2 separate regions of the Homo sapiens genome follow, and region 1 is linked to region 2. The links are chromatin contacts, found by Hi-C in ENCODE. All regions are on one chromosome and are shown on one strand. The core of a region is the stretch at or near the end of the contact, and the rest is flanking DNA. Distances in the headings are between cores, read along the strand shown. Region 1 holds the start of MCIDAS (multiciliate differentiation and DNA synthesis associated cell cycle protein). Region 2 holds the start of ISL1-DT (ISL1 divergent transcript).

Region 1 (2,700 bases), core at 201-2,700, 3.8 Mb after region 2:
CGTCAGCACCAGCAAGTGGCGGAAGTGGGATGGGAGCAAGAAGACAGGTTTTGGGGAAAAGAAAAAAGTCAAGTGCCTTTTTGCCCCATCACGGCAAGTGACTAGAGCTTTTCGAAGGGCTGAACAGGACTTTGAAAAAGCGCCCAATTGCTGAAGGACTGTCTCTGCAGAGAAGAACATTTTCTGCAAGATTACTTCCAGAGTCCTTTGTCCTTCCTGCTTCTTCCAACTGCAAATTCTCTTGCTCTTTTCCAGTCCTGATAGAGAAGTTATCCATCAACCTCCACTCTTCTTATATACCCACGGAATGAAAATGGCCAGGAAGGGGGTGTTGGGAGAACTGATAGGAATGCAACAGGTTCCCAGTGCGCAACTTTGCTCCCACCCACCCGCCTGGTCTCTCAGTGCGCAATCTTGTCACAGCTCCAAAGAGTAGATAGGGTGGGAAATAGGAGGGGAGGCCTCCAGATGAGCCCGACTGTATCAAGTTGGTCAAATCAGCTCCAGTGGATATGTGGTCTTCATAACATACTAGGATGCAAGTAGAAGTTCTGATCTGGGAGGCTCAGGTGCCTGCACAATGCTTCCCCTCACCAGCTGAGTGTGCCTGCGCTCCCGACCCGAGAGGAGCTTTTGGGGAATTAAAACCACCACCCCGGAGGAGGGTTTGGGTTGCGTGAAACCACGAGGCTCCACGAGAAGGGGAGGTACCTGCGAGGCGGCCAGGTCACCACCAGGCGGCGCGTCGGACCCGAGTAGCGAAGAGCAGTCAGCGAGGTCCTGCAGGTCTATGGTGGTGAGGGCTGCGCGGGGAGACCGGGAGACACGCGCCGGGCGGGCCCTGAGCCTCTCCGCCAGGCTCGCAGCTAGGACGTCAGAGCCCGGGGGAGAGAAGCTCCTCCGAGCTGTGCGCGCCGCACCCTCCCGGCGCGGGGAACCCGAGGGGTAGCGTGGGTGCCACGGGGCTCACCTGGCAGCGCTGTGGGCTCGGCGTCCGGGGGATCCTCGTACACCGACACCGGGCTCCCGCCTGTGCATCCGGGGAAGAACTTCCGCGGAGGAGCGAACTGGCCGGGCACACAAACGTTGAACGCGGGTCAGCCCTCGGGGCACCGAGCGCGCAGACCCCGCCCGGCCCGAATCAACCGCCCCACCTTCCTCTCCGGCTTCCCCGGCTTGCAGAGCAGCGCCCGGCCCGGCAGTGCCAGCATTCTGTTGGGGCAGATGCTGTCGAAGGCCCGACGGCCGGCCGCGCCGCCCCCGCACGCCTGCATTGTGCCTCCTGCCTCCGGGTGCCGACTGCTCGGAGGCGGCGGCCCGGGCTGGGGCAGCGATCCACACCCTGCACTCCCTTCAGTGCCTGCAGGCTCCGAAGCCAGCCAGAGGTTGGGGCAGGCGCGTGACCGAGAAGGAGCCGAGGGGCTGCCGAGGAGGTGCTGAGAGATGGCGGGGGAGGGGGAGGACCGCCGCGCGGGAGGGGTGGCTTGCGCCTGAGCGCCAGAGGTGGCGCCTTCAGCCCGGGACAATCTGCGCGCGGGCGGAGGCGTTAAACCCAACCTGGCAACCGGGCTTCCCCCGGGAGCCGCCAGCGCGGGGCCCCGGCCCGCCAGCGCCGTTTCGGCGAGCTTTGGCGCCGCCGCCTCCCGGACGCGCCAGGCGAAGAGAGGGAGAAGGAGGGGCGGGCAAACGCCGGTCTCCCTCGCCCTGGGTACCGTCTTCCCGCTTACAGACAGGGGGAATGGCAAAGTTAACGATTATTTCCTTTTCTTCCCACTCCAGCCACAAGGCGCACGAAATAAACGTGGAGTGACACCCGCCAGCGCTAGACTCCGGCCTTTGCGCTCCTGCAGGATTTAGTAAGGATGTAGAATACCGGCAGGGATGCCCTGGAACAGCCCCCTTATTACAGAAGCCCCTTCCCTCAAACCTGAACCTTATCCTGGGTCCTGACTTATGGATTTCCACGTGGTCTCTTTTGGCCTGACGCCAAGAGCCCGCCCCGCTCCCCAAGCCCCGCACTCTTCTCGGCAGTGGCGCGTGAGCACAGCCTTTAAAAGACCGTCCGTTAAGAAAAAGTGACACTACGAACCCTCCTCCACTTTCTGAAAACGCCACAGTGGAAAGTACCGAATCCCCGAAAACCCTGTTCCTGTCTTTCCTAGTGGCCTCAGCGGCCCATCGCCACGTTTGGCTGGTCTCTTCGCAGTCGTAGTTGCCATTCCCAAGCCAACACCTCTCCAAGGAATGGGCATTTTCCTGAGTCCGAGGCATCTCCTAGGGAGGGGCATCCTTAGGCGAGGGACCTTTCTCAGTACCACTCATATTCATCCAATTTGAACAGTCGTCTGAAATTGGAATCTTTGTGTACCCACCCCCCTATGTTGGGCACCTTGTTTTCCCCTTATACCTAGTAGTCGTAGTGAAAGAGCCTCTAGTAAGAAACAAGATACCCTAACAGCGGTGGAAGGTAATCCAATGGTAGAGCTGGAATAGAGTGAGAGACTCTCTGACCCAGGAGTAGATGCAGAAACTGAATTGATGTGAGGTCAGCCAGCTAGAGTTGGTGTGGTATGGCTCATGGTGAGGAGCTCTGGCTTTAGGGTCAGAGTGCCTGAGGACCAGGTCCATGAGCCCTAGGTCTTTAGGAAAAAAAGTTACACTGGCCTCAATAGAGTTGCTGTGAAGATGAGTGAGATTATT
Region 2 (2,700 bases), core at 117-2,616:
AGATTTTGCGAAAGATATAAAGAAAGGAGTTTCCTAACACACCGGGTCTTCTCACAGCAACAAGACACCGAAATTAAGCCTTCTATGGTTTGTGTCTGTAGGACTTTTTAGATAAAACTGGCAGCCCCATTAGATAAGAAATGGCTTTTTAGAAGCTTTGGGGGAAGCGCGGGGGTTCTTCGTGGCCTTCCTGTGACTGTCTTTGGGAGACCGTAACAGATGATGGGAACATGTAAGAATGATTGAAGAAGGTTACCGGCGAGTTGCACCTAACAGTCTTCTCTCTCCAAGTAGTTTCTCGAGAGAAAATTATATATTAACGCCTGGGGACGTGAAATAGGTCTTTCACTGTTCTGTAATAAATCCCTCCCTACTCGCGCCCTTAGACTAATGCATTTTTAAAAAATCTCCACAAAGTCATGGAGACTTGTCCTTATAATTACCAAAATACCACAGCTAGTTGCACAAGTTTGCTTAAAAACAAAGGGCAGGAGACCAGCAGTGAGAAGAATTGAACAGTATATAAAAATCTTACAAACTTTAGACTACTGAAAGATCATTTCGCTCTTTGGCTTCGGGTTAGTGAGCTTCAATTCTAGAGTTAAACTGAGAAGCAGACCTCGCGGGTCTGAAAGACAAAAAGTCAGTCCGCGGAGTCAACTTCGGTTTACCGGTGCGTTCCAACCTGATTGTCCCAACAGCAAGAAGCGCCCCTTTCCTCCCACCCAACGTTTTTAGATATCTGAGGTTGGGGGAGACGGAGTAATGGTGTAGCAGTCAGGAAACAGTTCCTCTGGGTTTAATCATCCCATTCCCGATTCTTCTTCCCCTAGCGCGCCGAGCGCAGCCAGTTCTGGAGGAACTAGCCCTCCGGAGCAGCCAAGGCAGGCCAGGCCCCGGGGATGTGCACCACGGCGTGGGGACCAAACCAAGCTGAACGGCCTGCTCCAAGTTCCCCCCTTTTCCTAGAGCCCGGGAGGGACCTCGTCAACAGGTAGACCTACCCACCAGCCACTCGCCACCGGCGGCAGAAAGTGAGCCCCGCGCGCAACGCGGCCAGCCGGACTGCGGGGACCCCAGGAGCGCAGGGCGGAGGAGCAGCGCCACAGGAGGCGAGGGCGCAGGCGGCGCGGCCGGGAAGGAACGCGGGAGGGGACAGAAGGAAGAGGAAGAGGAGGAGAGGGAGGCCAGAGCCAGAACAGCCCGGCAGCCCGAGCTTCGGGGGAGAACGGCCTGAGCCCCGAGCAAGTTGCCTCGGGAGCCCTAATCCTCTCCCGCTGGCTCGCCGAGCGGTCAGTGGCGCTCAGCGGCGGCGAGGCTGAAATATGATAATCAGAACAGCTGCGCCGCGCGCCCTGCAGCCAATGGGCGCGGCGCTCGCCTGACGTCCCCGCGCGCTGCGTCAGACCAATGGCGATGGAGCTGAGTTGGAGCAGAGAAGTTTGAGTAAGAGATAAGGAAGAGAGGTGCCCGAGCCGCGCCGAGTCTGCCGCCGCCGCAGCGCCTCCGCTCCGCCAACTCCGCCGGCTTAAATTGGACTCCTAGATCCGCGAGGGCGCGGCGCAGCCGAGCAGCGGCTCTTTCAGCATTGGCAACCCCAGGGGCCAATATTTCCCACTTAGCCACAGCTCCAGCATCCTCTCTGTGGGCTGTTCACCAACTGTACAACCACCATTTCACTGTGGACATTACTCCCTCTTACAGATATGGGAGACATGGGAGATCCACCAAAAAGTAAGAGGCTATTTTACCTTGTGGGGCTCGGTGTGCTGTTCTTGTGCGGGGTTCTCTCTCAGGCACAGGCTGAGGTGCCAAGGGCTCTTTGGAGTTGGAGTCATTGCCTGGAGAAAGAGAAAAGGTGGCTTTTTCTTGTTGCCGCCACGCCTGCATGCTTACTGTCGGTTCTTATCTTCGGGAAACTGATTGTACCTTGTGTGTGAATTCGCCTGTGTGCCCTCCAAAGCTCTAGCTTTCTGGTGCTAAGCGGTGATTTCCTCCTGGGGAATCCTGAGCTCTCCGAGAAGGTTATTATGTTGCAAAGGTCTGCCTGCACAGTCAATGCCCAGAGATGTGAATTAGCATTAGACTTGCAAAAGAGAACGAGTGACAACTGTATTTATGCCTGCTCTTGCTAACAATATCCAGTCCTGTGTGCTATTTAAGAGCGCGCTTCACGGAAAATATAGACATCCCTGCGTTCACTTAACGCTTCTAGTCAAAACCTTTTCTTTGACTTGACTTATCCATAATCTTTCCCAATGATTATAGCAAAGAGGAAGGGGGGGGGGAGAAATACAAAATGAGCGGGTTTGATTGCGTGCTAGGCGTACAAATGTAGACTATTCCAATCTGCATTTTACATATATTCCACCTCCTTTTAAAAATGAGTCAAGGTTTTGATGGCACATTTCAATTACCATCCCAAAGTGCAATGCTCTAAAAAAAAAAAAAAAGAAAGAAAGAAAGAAAGAAAAAAACCTCCCAGAGTACGCCCTATAAGAGAACGACACTAAAAGTGTGTTTATCTCTGTAGGAAGTAAACGGTTAGTCAATCATGTATTTATTTTCATTTCAGAAAAACGTCTGATTTCCCTATGTGTTGGTTGCGGCAATCAGATTCACGATCAGTATATTCTGAGGGTTTCTCCGGATTTGGAATGGCATGCGGCATGTTTGAAATGTGCGGAGTGTAATCAGTAT

The links. Hi-C counts contacts between places; a loop is a spot of excess contacts on that map. Pooled maps may share reads with other maps.
Region 1: a loop to region 2 is called in a map of naive thymus-derived CD4-positive, alpha-beta T cell, with 30 times the contacts of the local background. The contact joins the promoter of MCIDAS here to the promoter of ISL1-DT in region 2. A Hi-C loop is called at or near these places in 1 of 168 maps with a recorded cell type or tissue (naive thymus-derived CD4-positive, alpha-beta T cell), 1 of 37 single-sample maps with no recorded cell type and 8 of 50 pooled maps.

The regions. Positions count from the first base shown.
Region 1 is chr5:55,225,865-55,228,564 of GRCh38, forward strand. MCIDAS (multiciliate differentiation and DNA synthesis associated cell cycle protein) reads right to left here and starts at 1,451. Exons shown (of 7, transcript NM_001190787.3): 1 at 1,155-1,451; 2 at 971-1,067; 3 at 712-803. The coding sequence starts at 1,274. LOC124900978 (a long non-coding RNA gene) reads left to right here and starts at 754. Exons shown (of 2, transcript XR_007058773.1): 1 at 754-1,433; 2 at 1,780-2,700. RefSeq lists silencers at 1,201-1,270, 1,321-1,470, 1,621-1,710.
Region 2 is chr5:51,381,966-51,384,665 of GRCh38, forward strand. ISL1-DT (ISL1 divergent transcript) reads right to left here and starts at 1,367. Exons shown (of 2, transcript NR_046243.1): 1 at 1,009-1,367. ISL1 (ISL LIM homeobox 1) reads left to right here and starts at 1,483. Exons shown (of 6, transcript NM_002202.3): 1 at 1,483-1,734; 2 at 2,576-2,700. The coding sequence starts at 1,707.